Regions from separate parts of the Homo sapiens genome. Here region 1 is linked to region 2. Evidence: read pairs that join two places in POLR2A ChIA-PET (ENCODE). Cell type or tissue: A673. All regions are shown on one strand. Links, peaks and the distances in the headings refer to the core of each region. The heading gives the core; the rest is flanking DNA. Region 1 overlaps PSTPIP2 (proline-serine-threonine phosphatase interacting protein 2). Region 2 overlaps ARK2N (arkadia (RNF111) N-terminal like PKA signaling regulator 2N).

Region 1 (8,544 bases), core at 411-8,410, 200 kb before region 2:
GGGCTCAGAGCAGATTACAAGAGGTGGGGCCACCAAGGTTTGAAGCAGTGAAGGGACTTAGATGCCCATATTTCTAGGGTTTTCGAATATTTGTGGCCACTTATGAAACTATCACTTCCAACAGCTATTCTTTCAATAGTAACATTCAAATAGAAGCAGAGACCAAGCACTATAGGGCAAGTGTAAAGAGGACACACCATGGAGACTGCTTTCTCTGGCAGTTCAGCTTGCATGCCTCACTCAGCAAAACTAAGCTCAGAAGTTAGTTAGGCTCCTGCCCTTTAGAAGGCATGTGCTTCAGATAGGGATGGGGTCTCAGTCTCCCTACCCTGAACAGCTTATTCAAGTCTTCCTTCCAGCCTTCCAGCCTTGTGCCACACCATCCCCTCCCTGAGAGGTATTCTGAAAACAAAGATTTCCCCATCTTGTTGCATGCCTGGTGCCATTTTAGCACTCTTCAAGGAGTGGTACCCTATCGCACTCACCCAGCCAGACTTGTCCAAGAATCTTGCCCTGGTATGCTAGGCATGGTGGCTCATGCCTGTAATCCCAGCACTTTAGGAGGCCGAGGTGGGTGGATCATGTGAGGTCAGGAGTTCAAGACCAGCCTGGCCAACATGGTGAAACCCCATCTCTACTAAAAAGAAAAAGAAAAAGAAAAAGAAAAAGAAACTTGCCCCAGTAAACCACTTTTTTTTTTTTGGAGACGGAGTCTCGCTCTGTCACCCAGGCTGGAGTGCAGTGGTGCAGTCTCGGCTCACTGCAACCTCTGCCTCCCAGGTTCAAGCAATTCTCCTCCTGAGTAGCTGGGACTACAGGCACATGCCACCACACCTGGCTAATTTTTTTCTACTTTTAGTAGAGACGGGGTTTCACCGTGTTAGCCAGGAAGGTCTCAATCTCCTGACCTCGTGATCCACCTGCCTTGGCCTCCCAAAGTGCTGGGATTACAGGCAGGAGCCACCATCCCGGCAGGTAAACCACTCTTTTTAGCCTGAAGGAGAGTAGGTCAGTCTGTTTCCCATTAGTGTCCTACATCTTTGTTTGCTTCCTTAAGAAGAATGTAGGACCCTGAGGGCAGGAATCCACCTCCTCCTCATTTTGCAGGTCCACACAGGTCTCTGACTTCTGCAAATGTCAGAACACTTAAGCCCTCATACTCAAAAGACAGTATTTTTAGTGAGACAGCGTCTTGCTCTGTCATCCAGGTTGCAGTGCAGTGGTGTAATCACGGCTCGCTGCAGCTTCAACCGCATGGACTCAAGTGATCCTTCTGCCTCAGCCTCCTGATTATCTGGGACTGCAGGTACTGGCCACCATGCCTTGCTAATTTTAAAATTTTTTTTGTAGAGACAGGGTCTCAATATGTTGCCCAGGCTGGTCTTGAACCCCTGGACTCAAGCAATTGTCCCACCTCGGCCTCCCAAAGTACTAGGATTATAGGCATGAGCCACAGCGCCCAATCATAAGACACATATTGAGTAAAACTTGGACCACAGAAAACCTCGAAGTGTAATAGAAGAAATCACAAAACTTTAGATCAATAAACTTGACTGTATAAAGTGTTTTCAAAATCCATATACATATATCATTTTACAGATGAGGAGGCAAAGCTGAGGAAAGCTGAATAATTTGAACACGGGCACACACATTCTTTGGCTTGAAAGGAGCCAAACTGGGAATCAAACCCGGGAATGTCCAGTGCAAAAGCTTGAGGGCCTGAGGACTGCCTCTCACTGTGTCATGCCTATACTGGATGTTAGAACATGTGAATTACACACACACACACACACACACACACGTGTATATATACAAAAATATATATTTTAAAATATGCATATAAATTTACAAGCAAAGCATGAGGAAGAAAACAAAACCATTTGTAAAAGAGGAATTACAAGAAAATAACCAAATGTGCACTCTCCCTGGTGATAAAAACGCAAATGAAAGTTGAATAAGGCACCAAGTTTTGCTTATTGAATGAGCAGAAAAAAAGACAATAGCTATGACTGACAGAGTGAAACTAGCATCCGCACATACTATTGGGAACACTGAGAATAGGCCCACTCTTTAGGAAATCATCCTGGTTCTACATATCAAAAGTTTTTCAATGTCCTTCTGTTAGTTAATGGTTTTTTCAGTCATTCAGTAGGTATTACTGAGAATCTGTCATGTGCCAGGCATTGAACCAGGCACCACTGGAGTAAGCAGACAGGAGTGTGGGTCCTCACCCCAAGGGCAGCCATGCCAGCCCTGGAATGACCAATCAGGGGCTTGTAGATGAGAGAGAAATAAACCTCTTCCTTGTCTAGGCCACTGTTGTTTTGGGGTTTTCTATTACTTGCAGCCAAACTGAATCCTATTTATACAGAAGGTAAGTGAGCTTTCACCAGCTGCTCTGGTTTCTTTTTTCTTTTCTTTTTTTCTTCTTTCTTTTTCTTTCTTTTTTTTTTTTTTTTTTTTTTTTTTGAGACAGAGTCTCATTCTGTTGCCCAGGCTGGAGTGCAGCGGAGTGACCTTGGCTCACTGCAACCGCCCCCTCCCAAGTCCAGGCGATTCTCCTGCCACAGCCTCCCGAGTAGCTGGGACTACAGGCACCCACCACAACACCTGGCTAATTTTTTTTTTTTTTTTTTTTTAAGTAAAGACGGGGTTTCACCATGTTGACCAGCCTGGTCTCCAACTCCTGACCTCAGGTGATTCACCCGCCTGGGCCTCCCAAAGTGCTGGGATTACAGGCATGAGCCACCACGCCCAGCCCTGCTGTCTGGTTTCTTAATGGAGTAGAGGCAAGATCACCAAAACACAGTGAGAATGTGGGAGGGATGTGTAGGTTTGAGTGGAAAAGGCATGAAATTATCACTGCAGAAAGGGCAAGAGTGACTTATTAGAGAAACATAGTAAAATGGCTGGGCAATGATGAGTTCTGTCTTGAGTTTCCAGAAATAGATACTTAAAGAATCCCAATTTTAAATACCTTACACGAATGACATGCACCACATTCTTTATTATAGAAAACACTGGGCCGGGTGCGGTGGCTTATGCCTGTAATCCCAGCACTTTGGGAGGCTGAGACAGGCAGATCACCTGAGGTCAGGGGTTCAAGACCAGCCTGACCAACATGGAAAAACCTCATCTCTACTAAAAATACAAAATTAGCCAGGCATGGTGGTGCATGCCTGTAATTCCAGCTACTTGGGAGGCTGAGGCAGGAGAATTGCTTGAACCCAGGAGGCGGAGGTTACAGTGAGCCGAGGTCGTGCCATTGCACTTCAGCATGGGCAACAAGAACGAAACTCTGTCTCAAAAAAAAAAAAAAAAAAAAGAAAAGAAAAGAAAAGAAAACTCTAGAAATTACATAAATGCCAAACAGTGACAGAATAGTTGTATCACTCACAAAACTTTTCTAAATAATTGTTAGGGAAAGTAGATAGCAATATATAAAATAAGTTATAATTTTTTTTTTTTTTGAGATGTAGTCTGGCTCTGTCGCCCAGGCTGGAGTGCAGTGGCATGCTCTCAGCTCACTGCAAACTCCGCCTCCTGGGTTCAAACGATTCTCCTGTCTCAGCCTCCCAAGTAGCTGAGTACAAGTGCCCACCACCATGCCTGGCTAATTTTTGTTTTCGGTTGTTTGTTTGTTTTGAGACGGAGTCTCACTCTGTTGCCCAGGCTGGAGTATGGTGGTGTGATCTTGGCTCACTGCAACCTCCGCCTCCCGGGTTCAAGTGATTCTCCTGCCTCAGCCTCCCGAGTCGCTGGGACTACAGGCACCCACCACCACGCCCGGCTAATTTTTGTATTTTTAGTAGAGACAGGGTTTCACCATATCGGCCAGGCTGGTCTCGAACTCCGGACCTTGTGATGCACCTGTCTCAGCCTCTGAAAGTGCTGGGATTACAGGCGTAAGCCACCGCGCCCGGCCAATTTTTGTATTTCTTTAGTAGAGACGAGATTTCACCATGTTGGCCAGGCTGGTCTCAAACTCCTGATCTCAAGTGATCCACCCGCCTTGGCCTCCCAAAGTGCTGGGATTACAGGCATGAGCCACTGTGCCCAGCCAAAGTTACGATATTTTAATTAAAGCAGTAGAATACAAGATAGTACAGATACTATAGGATTATAATTATGCATGGAGGAAAAAAGTTGGGAAAGTACCAAATCACTAATAATATATATTTTAATAACCTTAATTTTATGTTAATATTAAAAACTATTGGCCAGGTGCAGTAGCTCATGCCTGTAATCCCAGCATTTTGGGAGGCCAAGGCAGGCAGATTGCTTGAGCTCAGGAGTTTGAGACCAGCCTAGGCAATATGGTGAAACAGCGTTTCTACAAAAAATACAAAAATTAACCAGGCGTGGTGGCATGTGCCTGCGGTTCCAGCTACTTGGGAGGATTGCTTGAGCCCAGGAGTTTGAGGCTGCAGTGAGCCGTGATCGCACCACTGCACTCTAGCCTGAGTGACAGAGCAAGACCCTGTCTCAAAAATAAATAATTTAATTAAATTAAAACTACTGTTTTAAAATTTCATGTTGAGACTCATCTTCTTGAGTAGCTAATAATCTCTTAGAGGTGAGATGTTGTGTGTCTGTCTCTCTGTGAGCCCACAGCAGCTACCACAAGGCTGGCCACTCAGACTTCACATAGACATTTGCTGAGTTGAACTGCCTGAGATTACGTGGGGAATGGAGAAGAAGTTCCTCTCTTCAACAAGTTGCTGTGTTTTCTCCGTTGGTCACAAGGTCTCTCACCAGAAGGTGAGCCCCACGTGTGTGGGCTTTGTGCTGCACCCCTTCTTGAGTATAGGGCTTCTAAAGAAGCCAGAGCCCGTCCTTAATGATATTCTCCTCATGCAAGACCACCAGCCAGTCACAGCAGAACAGTTTCTTTAAAAGGGTGGAACAGGCCGGGTGCGGTGGCTCACGCCTGTAATCCCAGCACTTTGCCCAGGCGGGCGAATCACCTGAGGTCAGGAGTTCCAGACCAGCCTGCCCAACCTGGTGAAACCCCCGTCTCTACTAAAAATACAAAAAATTAGCCGGGCGTGGTGGCGCATGCCTGTAATCCCAGCTACTCGGGAGGCTGAGGCAGAAGAATCGCTTGAACCCGGGAGGCAGAGGTTGCAGTGAGCCGAGATCTCGCAACTGCACTCCAGCCTGGGCAACAAAAGTGAAACTCCATCTCAAAAAAAAAAAAAAAAAGAGGTTTTTGACGATTATTTTAAAGCTAGCTCCCTCCGGCTGCTCTACAAAGAATGTATGGGAGAGCAGGTAATTGTTCATGACTCTATCTTCCCTTTTGCCACTAGGCAAGACAAAAGGAAACAGCCCTCCTGGTGTGTTTCTGGGGACCAGATTGTCAAATTAAATTCGACCTAGGCTGGGCGCAGTGGCTCACTCCTGTAATCCCAGCACTTTGGGAGGCCGAGGCGGGCGGATCACGAGATCAGGAGATCGAGACCATCCTGGCTAACACGGTGAAACCCCGTCTCTACTAAAAATACAAAAAAATTAGCCGGGCGTGGTGGCGGGCCCCTGTAGTCCCAGCTACTCAGGAGGCTGAGGCAGGAGAATGGTGTGAACCCAGGAGGCAGAGCTTGCAGTGACCCGAGATCGCACCACTGGACTCCAGCCTGGGCAACAGGGCGAGACTCTGTCTCAAAAAAAAAAAAAAAAAATGTTGGCCTAAAGCTGCCTCCATAAATAGCAAGCCACAACCTAACTTAGTGTGTAAACAAACCGTAACCTAACTAAGAGTATATTCTTGTAACAAGTAGCTGGGTCTCTGCCAATCATAACAGGGGAGCTTTCAGCCAATCCCAGGCTGCAGACTGCCCAGTCAAGTCCAAATAAGGCAACCACCCAGGTGTAACCAATCAGGCTATTTCTGTATCACCTCTTTTTTCTGTAAGTATTGCCTGCCCACTTTTGCCTTGTGGAGCTCTCTGAACCTTTACTGGTTCAGGGTGCTGCCTGATTCATGAATAGTTTCTTTGCTCAGATAAACTCTGCTAAATTTAACTAGTCTGAAGTTTTTCTTTTCATAAAATCCGAGAGAGTATTTAAAAATTACAGCAACAATCTAAACATTGTACAAAATACACTATGGGGTCAGCAGGGAGACTCTGTGGTGTTAACCTGTATTCTTTCTGTATTTTTTTTTTAAAGCAGCCTCCTATATTTATCTAGAGCACTGTACAGTCAGTTCTCCATATCTGCATCCATGGATTCAACCAACCACAGATGAAAAATATTCCAAAAATTAAAAAATAAAAATATACCAATTAAAAAATACAAATAAAAAATACAGTGTAAACAACTATTTACATAGCATTAACATTATATTAGGTATTATAAGCAATCTGGAGAATACTTAAAGTATACAGGAAGATGTGTGTAGGTTATATGTAAATACTACACCATTTTATAGAAAGAATCTGAGGACAGGCATAGTGGCTTACACCTCTTTTTTTGAGACAGATTCTCGCTCTGTCGCCCAGGCTGGAGTGCAATGGCACGATCTCAGCTCACTGCAAGCTCCACCTCCCAAGTTCACAGCATTCTCCTGCCTCAGCCTCCTGAGTAGCTGGGACTACAGGCGCCCACCACCATGCCCGGGTAATTTTTTTGTATTTTTAGTAGAGACGGGGTTTCACTGTGTTAGCCGAGATGGTCTCGATCTCCTGACCTCGTGATCCACCCGTCTCAGCCTCCCAAAGTGCTGGGATTACAGGTGTGAGCCACCATGCCCGGCCGGCTTACACCTCTTATCCCAGCACTTTGGGAGGCCAAGGCAAGAGGATAGCTTGAGGCAAGGAGTTTGAAACCAGCCTGGCCAACATAGCAAGACCCAATCTCTGTATTGAAAAAGAAAAAAGAAAAGAAAGGACTTGAATGTCCATGAATTTTGGTACCTGCATGGGAGTCCTAGAACCAATCCCCTACAGATACCAAGAGATGACTGTATAGAGAAAAACCATTGAGCAAAGCCAGAGGCAACATCAGTTCAAACTCTGCTAAGGCTCCAGAATGACAAGATTCCAATCTGGTAAAAGGTTTGGATGAGAGTGACAGCCTTGTGTTGACAGCAGGGCAATGAGCCAGTTCAGACAGCCCCAAGACTTTCCCTAGTCAATCCCAGGCAGAGAGAAGCCCTGCCCACTACAGGAACAGGGTTGCTGAAACAGCAACTAGGAAGCTGGTCTACACCAAGAACCTTGGGAATCAGGAAGGCCCAGGAAAAATAAGTATCTACAGGAGGTTCAGGGACGATTTGGACCTCACACCCAAGTGAGAAGCCTGGAAATCCCCAGGGGTGAGAGAACACTGCTTTCATCTACCCTTCCAAAACGGGTCCCACTGTCACCCGTGCATGCCCGTATCTGAAGGACACTGGTGTCTGATCATCCCAAAAACTGGAATTTTTTCTCATTGTGGCCTGGCTGTTTCCCTGGATCTTTGGAAACTGTGGTCACTGTCTTATTCTGACAAGATACAATCAAAGTTAACCAAGAGAAATTATACAGCACTGCTTAACCAAAGTGCCACAAAGAAGGTATAAACAGGGAAGGGTGGGAGAGAAACAACACACAGGTATGTACCAATAGCAGGCAAATTCATTGGGGGCCAATCCCAGTTTTATTCATTTATTTTAAAATGATTTTTAGAGACAGGGTCTCACTATGTTGCCCAGCCTCCTTAGTAGCTGGGACTACAGGCACACGCCAGCTCCAAGCCCAGTTTTAAACACTGATTATTCCCTTTTGAAGCAGATTCATCGAAGATTTCTTTAAATAAATATTTTCATGAAGCATTTAAATACATTCATTTATGAAGTGTGTATTGACTCATACTTTTTCAGGAACATGTACAAACACGTTTGACCACAGTCCTCTCACCTTCCTTGGAATGTCCCTCTCTTGGGCCTGTGATAGCTCTTTCCTGGTTGTATCCCTTCATCTCTTCCTCTATTTCTCTGTCCCCTTTCTCCTCCTCCATCAATAGAGGCATGCACTAAGAGTGCTTCTTTGTGGACTTCCGATCTCTTCATTCTTTCTCCTTGAATAACCATCACTCACTTCTTTTACTTGTCACCTCTACTGCTGATAATAATAGCTGGCAACTATAGGTGCTCTCTGTGTGTCAGGCACTGTACTAAACTCTCAAGTTTAATCCTCCCAACGGTCCTAAGGAGTAGACACTGTTATTATCCCCATTTTTATGTATGGAAAAACTGAGGCTTGGGGGCGGAAGCAGGCTGCCCAGGGTCACCTAGCTAGTAAGGGGCAGAACTGGATTCAAGCCCGGGCAGCCCACCTCAGAGGCTTCATGCTGTTCGGTAAGCTCTCAAAACTGGACATCTTCCCAAGGGGCGGGGCCATCTCCACCAGCCCCTCAAACCCTGCATGTCACCCACCAGACATTAGAGAGTACTCACTGACATGTTTGTACTGGCTGTGAAGATATTAAAATACTGCAAACTCTGTGGCCTGGAACCCTGTCTTCACCCTGTCACCCTCTCCGCTAAGACCTCCCCGTATC
Region 2 (8,510 bases), core at 511-8,510:
GTTATGAAGTATTGATGTGCTTCTGGCAGGGTTATCACTTGGAAAAAGGTTTTAGGTTTTGATCCACATCTTTTTGTTCTCATTTGATTTGCATGTATAGAGTAGATGTTTTGTTTGGATTTAGTTGTCCTGTTCTTATTTTTTCTTTTCATATTCTACCTTGTTGTTGGGTTTTTAAGAGTTTTTAAGAACTCAGATTTGGTCCTTGAGTTGTTCTCTGGAATTGTGGCTGCCCTGACTTGTGTGGGGTGCCATTTTTCCATATTGGAAGCATTTTGTTTGGCCTTTGCACTCAGTAATTCTAGTTGTGATATGCCTCTCCCCCTCCTTTTTTGATAGTTATTTTTCTTTTCTTGCATGCTAATATCTTCTCCTATTCTTTTATTTTAGATTTTGATGTATTCATTTCTCTTTTGTGTATCCTCTAGTCCTAGACTAGAAAGCATGCTTTCTGAGCTAATGGTTGAACGCATATTTTATGATTGCCTTGTATTGCTGTGTTGAACTCCTGGTTACCTAAATGTTATTTCCAGATGTTAATTTTTGGACAGTCCAGTTTCACAGATGCTCTTTGCTAGTGAGATGGAGACTTTCCCAGCATCTCTAGTTCTTCTCTGCCCACTTAATTTTGCCAAAACTTTTAATTTACAAACCTCAGGCCAATAATTTTTTTTTTTGTCGTTGGTCCTGTTATTTTTTCCTTCTACCGACCTCATTGGTAATTGCTCTAGGAAGAGGAATACATATAGCACAGATCTGTATGTTATGGAACCGTGTTGGAACAGTTCCTTTTGGTACCTGTTCTGAGGACCTCATTCTAGTCTGTTAATCCTGTGATCATTGGCGTTAATGTTGGGTTATTCCTCAGCAAAGTAATTGGTGTAGGAAGCTGTATTTGAGACTCATTGCTTCATAGGACCAGTTGCTAATTTTTTTTTTTTTTTGAGATGGAGTCTCGCCCTGTCCTCCAGGCTGGAGTGCAGTGACACGATTTCGGCTCACTGCAACCTCTGCCTCCTGGGTTCAAGCAATTCTCCTGCCTCAGCCTCCCAAGTAGCTGGGACTATAGGTGCACGCCGCCATGCCTGGCTAATTTTTGTATTTTAGTAGAGATGGGGTTTCACCATGTTGCCCCGGCTGGTCGCGAACTCCTGAGCTCAGACGATCTGCCCGCCTCGGCCTCCCAAAGTGCTGGGATTACAGGCGTGAGCCACCATGCCCAGGCCTGTTGCTAATATTAACTCCAAAAAAAACTAGTGATACAGATGAGTGTTTCCCTACAATCACAAGGATTCATTTCCTCTTCAGTTAGGAAAAAGAAGTAGAAATGTTATCTAAGAGGTCACCTTCAGGCTGTCTGTAAATGAGAGTAAAATTGATTAATTTTAATGTTGTTTTCTTAGAATGGTAAGCTAACTATATCAAAAGTTGACCGTCAGAGCCTGCTGTGTGTGCGCGCACACACTTCATTTCCACTGTGCAGCCTTTCTATTGATATTAGTGTATGAAGAACAGGAAATTATTCTATCAAACCATATTATTTATAATTATTTTTTCCTAACATTTTGGGAAGCAAGACCCAAGCATTTTCTTGGTTATAAAATGCAAAGTATGGCTCTAGGTTGTGTTTCATACCTGTCACCAATTGCATGCAGGTTAAACACTTTGTGAGAACAAAGCCTGTATCTGCACTAATACAGATTAGTAATACAATTGATTGGACCAATTAAAAACCAGCTGAGTATGTTCCTACCTCATGTCTTTCATGATACAGAAAAAGCATATGTGATAATACATGAAACTATTTTTTTTTATGTTGCGTCACAAAATTTCGAGCCTCTTGCATCCATTATAGGACCACTCCAGAGGCTTAACAACCATTGTGCTCCCTCTTTCTCCTGAATTTTTTTCCCTATCTGGTATAAATTTTTGTGTAATGTATATTCTCTTATAAAATAGTTGAAATATTTCTCTAGCACCCTTCTGTTTACTAGATTGACTGTTTTTTCCCTCTGTAGTTAAAAAAAAATGTGTTAAAAGCCTTGTTCTGTCCTCATCCATCTCCTAACTCCCATTTTATTCAGTGTGTTTGAGATCATTAAAGTAAATAATTTTTGTGAATATTTTATTGGCTAATAACACATACAGATAACTAATAACGTACCTTTTTTGCAAACTGCTTATACCCAAGTAACAAGCACTCAGATCAGAACACAGAAGTCACTCTGAGCTTTCTTTCTTTCTTTTTTTTTTTTTTTTTTGAGACAGAGTCTCATTCTGTCACCCAGGCTGGAGTGCAGTGGCACGATCTCGGCTCACTGCAACCTCCGCCTCCTGGGTTCAAGCGATTCTCCTGCCTTAGCCTCCTGAGTAGCTGGGACTACAGGCGCATGCCACCGTGCCTGGCTCATTTTTGTATTTTTAGTAGAGACGGGGTTTCACCGTGTTACCCAGGCTGGTCTTGATCTCCTGACCCCATGATCCGCCTACCTCGGCCTCCCAAGGTGCTGGGATTACAGGCGTGAGCCACCGCGCCCAGCCACTCTGCACTACTTTCTAATTACAACCTCCCCCTTTTCTTTTCCCCGTAACTACTATCTTGACTTATTTTTTTGTTTTTATTTTTTGAGACCGAGGCTCAGCCACCCAGGCTGGAGTGCAGTAGCATGATCTCTGTTCACTGCAGCCTCGACCGCCAAGGCTCAAGCCATCCTCCCACCTCAGCCTTCCGAGTAGCTGGGACTATGGGTGCCCACTACCCCACCCAGCTACTGTGTGTGTGTGTGTGTGTGTGTGTGTGTGTGTGTGTGTGTTTGACAGAGATGGGGTTTCACCATGGTGCCCAGGCTGGTGTCGAACTTGTGAGCTCAAGTGATCCTCCCGTCTGTGTGTGTGTGTGCGACAGAGATGGGGTTTCACCATGGTGCCCAGGCTGGTGTCGAACTTGTGAGCTCAAGTGATCCTCCCGTCTCACCCTCCCAGAGTGCTGGGATTACAGTCATGATCCACTGTGCCAGCCTATTCTGACTTTTATTGATAGTTTTGCCTGTTTTTGAACAAATCTTAAAGTCACTGTTGAGCTTGGAGGGCATCTTAAAATTTTCCTTAACATTCCTGACAGATGCCTCAGCAATTACTTGAGTACTTAAAAGGCAATTCATTCCATTTCTTAGTGGCTTTGTTCTATAGCAATGATTATCTGAAACTTGCCTTCTAGAAACTGATTCATGGTTCTAAGCATGCTCTCAGTGGTTTGCCTCGAGCATGAAATAGTACCTTTCATGGTGGCTTCCACCTCACAGTGATTCTCCCTTTGGGAATTCCATGTACAACTATTAATAATTAGAGTTAGGAAAGCTTTTGACCGAAGATAGTATCATCACATTCTCCAGATAATCTAAAATTTTGAAGTAGGAGAAATAGAGAGGGTTAGGGGTTGTTCCATCATCTTAGGCTCTTTGAGGTGCCCAGTGTCCTACTAATAAATTCTCTTCATTGTTTAAAGTAGCCTAAGCTGGTTTTTGGTAACTGGAACCATTTGTAACATAACTTCAGAAGTGATCTATTTTTAGATAGTTGAAGTGCCCTGTCTCCTATTCTCTCTCCTTCAGCCATTCCTCAGTAGGAAATAAGGTCTCTAAACCTCTCACTCTCCTAGTTCTTTTCCTATGCCAGACACTTTCTAAACTCTTCTTTGCCGCTTATTGAATGGCCCTGGGAACCAGGCAGTGCTTCTTTCAGTCAAACATGATGTAGTAACTTCAGGTATAGCCTGAAGAAGGCATTGTTATTCAGTGGAAAATAAACCCTCGAGTGGAGACCTGATTTTACTCCAGTTCTATGCTTAACTTGTTTAAGAGCCTGGATGGTTGTCTTTTGGCCTAGGTTTTTTCTTCTGTATAATAAACAGATTAGATCAGATTTTTTAAAAAGCCACTGCTTGACGTTACATTGTATGATTACTTAGTGAGCAATACAGATAAACAATTGGGACTATATACTTCTTTTACTTCGGAGATATTTTTAGAAATTCTGCCAAAGATTACATTGACTCTCTTTGCCACTCGTTGCCTGAATTCTTACCAGGTTTCTAGCCAGCTTTACTTCAATTAGTGCTTATACAGGTGAGCTTTTGAATTGTCAAGTAACTTTATACTTCTAAATTGTTAGTTTGGGTCTATTTTTGTACTCTGATGATTCTTGTTGTGTTTTGCTGCACCCGATTTAATACACACATCTGTAAAGCAACAACATGATATGGAAAGCATTGGACCCAAAATCAGACCTGTCTTCCTTGGCCTATCACTTTCAAGCATTGTGACTCTGAGCAAATCATGTAACCTGTTTAAGCCTCAGTTTCCCTCTCTGTAGAGTGAGGATAGTAAATTCCATGCTTACCTCATAGGTCTGTCAGAATTGTCCAATGAGATAATATATGTGAAACTGCTTAGTAAAGGTAGTGTTCCGTTGGCCTTCAGTCATCAAAACCATTTCTATAAATGTTGAATGGACTCCTTTGGCTGACATTTTTCCATGACTACATGGTCACTTAATATGAATTTATATAATGGGTTGAACAGATGTGAATTAGACATTGGGCTTTATGTCCCTTATTTTAATGTCCCTATTTATTTCTCTAGCTAATCTTTGAAAAGGTAGTAGCCTCTGGGTTAGTAACTACATAGCCCATCTCTGGACAGATGACGGGCTTCTGGTACTGTAGCAAATTTGCGTTCTGCCCTCTGCTCTGGCCCTGAGAGATCTGTTCTTAGGAATTTTTCTTAGTAAGGGAGAAGTTATCAGATTAAGCCTTTGTAGGAGTAGGGCATGTTTGCAGGAGTTTAAGGGTCCTTGGGGCAGTTTTGCAACTGAATCGTGTCCATTGTTACCCTAATGTTCTTTTGAATCTGGTGGTGTAGGTAGCATTAAACCAAAGCTGAAATTCTCAAGTGGCCCAGCATTATTTGTTGCTTACAGATTGTCAAACAGCTGCTCAGGAGCCACTGTGGTAGTTTAGTGACTAGACTCATGCCACTTGTTACTTCTCACATAAGCTACCTGAGGGCTGGTCAGGAAGTTTAGATGAGAGGACATAGCATTGATCACATGAGTTGCCTGCCTTCCTCTCATTTGAGTCAGAACTTAGTGTTTTGGCCTGGAGGTTCACAATTCTATCATTTGACTGGACTGTGGAATTCAAACTGTCAGTGTTTCTGAAACAATTTTATTTCAGTGAACTCTTGGTGTGACTTGCTAACAAGGCAGTTCTCTCCCTCCGATAGAACCCTTTTAGTGGATCTAAACTGAAGATTCAGCTGTGTTACTTTCACGGAACCAAATTATAAGCGATTCTGTTGAATGAACCAAGTGCTTCTGTTGTGACCTTCAGGACAAGGGAAATTGATCCTTTATTCATGATCTATTACTTACAGACTTTTAGAAATTTAATCTGTGAAAGGGTATTACTGTCACTGTCTTTGAAGGCATTATTACCAATTATAAAGCTTATTTTAAGAACAAGTTTTAACTATTTTTCTTACTGTTTGATTTGTTCAGACTAAGATTGTTTGGGCATCTTAACTTTGTTCTGGATTTATGTGTTGCCCTATCATGAAGATCCCAGAGGTGTAAATGAGTCCAGAGAAACATCCTGTCACCCATGGTCAGTGACACAACTCAGGAGTTTCTGGCTGAGATAAGACCCTTGGCCTTTTTAAGGCTAAACTGAGAGAGGGACCAAGTGGGGTGTGGTGGGGTAGGGAGAGAGGGAGACAGAGATGGAGGGAAGGATATTGATTGTGGGTTTTATGAACTTGCATACTAGGTTTATCTTAGTAAAAATGTTGATAAGTACAACTGAGGTCATATTGTCTTCTGTTTTTCCTGTGGTGGAATTAACCATGCTTTTGTTCTTCATCTCAATTGCAGGTGTGTTCATCCTCGAGGTGGTGTGATTCAGAGTGTTTCTTCATGGAAGCATGGCTCGGGCACGCAGTATGTTAGCACCAGGCAAACACAGTCATGGACTGCTGTGACTCCCCAGCAGACTTGGGCTTCACCAGCAGAAGTTGTTGACCTTACCTTGGATGAGGATAGCAGGCGTAAATACCTACTGTAATACAATGTCACTGTGTTTCCTCTGCACTGTTCCCTTCCACTTCCTCATCCTCTTTGTGACATGGAAGTTCATTGTCATAGCTTCAGCTTCAGAAGCTGTTTGTGGCATTTGTAGGATTCAAACTCATGGAAAATTCCCTCCTCTTCCCCCCTTTTTTTAATTAAAAGAAGTCACTTAGGAAAATAACATCACAGAGAAAAGAATTTCTTCTTTCCCTCAGTAGGAATATAGAATGATGAATTTTATTAGACAACTTTATTTTACTTGGTGACTTTTAATCTTAGGAAACTCTGCCTTCCTTTTAGAATAATATTTTAATTGCCAGGCAAAATGGGTTTCAGTTTTTGAATCTTGTATTTATTTTTCTGTATAATGAAATTAATATCTAGACTTGACCACTATCTGCCCACCCCATTGGCACTCCCATCTTAGGGCATTCGCACACATATCAGTCAGGTCCTTATTGGCACCTAGTAGGGCATGTGCATTTAAAAACTTGTCCTTAAAAATAGAAGACAGAAGTATTAAAATTATATTTTCTTTTATTTTAAGTCTTCTGCCTTCTTTCTTGAGTTTGCTCCTGTTGACTTCCCACAGCACAGATAATTGACATGTCCCTTTGTGTTTATAAATACTACTAAGGTGACCTAGTTGTTCTCCTTGTTGCAATAATTAATAACTCTTTGCAAAATGTCTCCTTTGAGACAGAGGCATTTCAGATAGATACCCACCATGAGGTGTTCTGGGCATCTGAAGGTATTAAGAGTTCAGTGGGAAAAATCTCTCTCCCTCGCCTTTTTTTCTGGTTTAGTCAAATAACGGGTGAACATAGAAACCTGTTGGGAAGAATATGAAAAGTTATGTGGCCTCTGAGGCTACAGGCACTTGCAAATCCGAGAGGAAAGTGCCGTCTTTCATAGCTGGTCTCTGTATAAAGAGTATGTAGCAACAACTGTTTAACATCCGAGATGAAGTGGACCTGATGCTGTATTTGGGTATTTTTCTCCTCTACCTTCTAAAAAAAAATACCATAAGAAGAATCAGAATGTACCATAAGAAATCAGATGCAAAGCACGTTAATGTCATTGGTAAGTTTTACAGAGTCTAAAAGGATTAGCAAAGGGTAGCAGGAGCTTCAGGGAATTCAGGAAATGCCAGCATTGGAATTTTGTGGCATTAGTTACTACCTTCTTTCTTATAATATGTTGTAGTTACTAGTGAATTCTTTTAAAAGCAATACCTAGAGTTAGAACACTATGTACTCTGCACAGGGGGAGTGAAGTAATATTGGCTTAGAAGACTTCACCTTTTGTTTTTCATGGTTTTTGTTTGTTTTGTTTTTGTTTTTGTTTCCATTGTTACCGTTGCTATGGCCCTTTGCCTGTCTCTCCAAATCCCCTGGTGGCTCTTCTTATCATTAAGAGTATGAGAATTACCATTTTCAGTTTTCATTCAGCAAACAAATTTACCAAGTGCCTGCTCTGCATAAGGCACTGTGAGGGGTGGGTGCTCTGGGGGCTGCTGAGATGAATGACACACACCGCACATACACATGCATCAGTGTCTGCCTGCCTCCACCTGCCCAGCCTGTTCTTCTTCTTCTTCTTCATCTTCTTCTTTTTTTTTTTTTTTTGTAAAGACAAGTTTATTCCTTTACGCTTCTTGTTGCATTAGTTCTCCTGTATGTTCCTTCTTCCACAGGAATGTATTTGTGCATATGTTCTTTGATCTTCTCTGATAGCATCTCATTTGATCTGGCCTCTGTCCTTCATCAGCTTTTATTTTTTTTATTTTTATTTTCTGCTTTTGTTAGATAAGGCTTTTAAGATCATGAACCTCCAGCTTTAGCAACTCATATATCAGTCTCTCACATGGCCACAATTCTAGACAAAAACCAAAGACCCAGAGGCCAGAGCAAAGTAGGACCTTCTGAAGATTCACTACTGGTGTATCCTTGGACCTTCACATTTTACTTTAGGATTAATTTATTGAATTTTACTGTTACACATAGTTTTTGACTTGAATTAAAATACTAGACAAAGCAGAAATGTACAATTTCTGGTCTGTGTTTTCCAGGAAATTCATAGAGAAGAGAATAGAGTGGATGATGTGACTTGAAGTTTTTGCAGCTTATTTTTTCCCCCACTGTCAGGGCAGAGGCCCATTTTAATGAATGTTTTTGCATGACCTGTTCTTATGTTAACCACATATTTTTTTTCCCAATTCCACACAGCAGGTGATTTCCCGTGTGACATATTTTCTTCATAGTCCCTAATATAGTCATCCTCTACAGAGTTGGCGTGCTGTGTGCACTGTGGATTAGGAACAGAGTGGAGCTGTAACCAGTCTCTTCTCTGGCCCTTTGCCTTTATGTCAGCTTGCACTTTTGCCT

What was found. ChIA-PET counts read pairs that join two places held together with the same protein. Peaks named below come from ENCODE experiments on the same cell type or tissue, not always from the same donor. Only the 100,000 strongest peaks of a DNase experiment are listed, where the experiment ranks them.
Region 1: POLR2A ChIA-PET joins it to region 2 with 10 read pairs; 2 of 35 experiments call an interaction of 5 or more read pairs at or near these places.

Annotation. Positions count from the first base shown.
Region 1 is chr18:46,061,840-46,070,383 of GRCh38, forward strand. The region is part of intron 1 of PSTPIP2 (proline-serine-threonine phosphatase interacting protein 2); the gene reads right to left. Among named protein-coding and RNA genes, the nearest start is that of PSTPIP2, 6.1 kb to the right of the region's middle. RefSeq lists enhancers at 1,902-1,951, 2,012-2,211. In A673, for the core only: no CTCF peak of the experiment used is centred there; no DNase peak of the experiment used is centred there.
Region 2 is chr18:46,257,001-46,265,510 of GRCh38, forward strand. ARK2N (arkadia (RNF111) N-terminal like PKA signaling regulator 2N) reads left to right here. Exons shown (of 5, transcript NM_145055.5): 5 at 5,929-8,510. The coding sequence ends at 6,118. Among named protein-coding and RNA genes, the nearest start is that of ARK2C, 73 kb to the right of the region's middle. RefSeq lists enhancers at 2,060-2,624, 2,625-3,188, 4,564-5,065. In A673, for the core only: no CTCF peak of the experiment used is centred there; DNase peaks (open chromatin) are centred at 7,501 and 8,391; H3K4me3 peaks cover 596 bases; H3K27ac peaks cover 3,326 bases.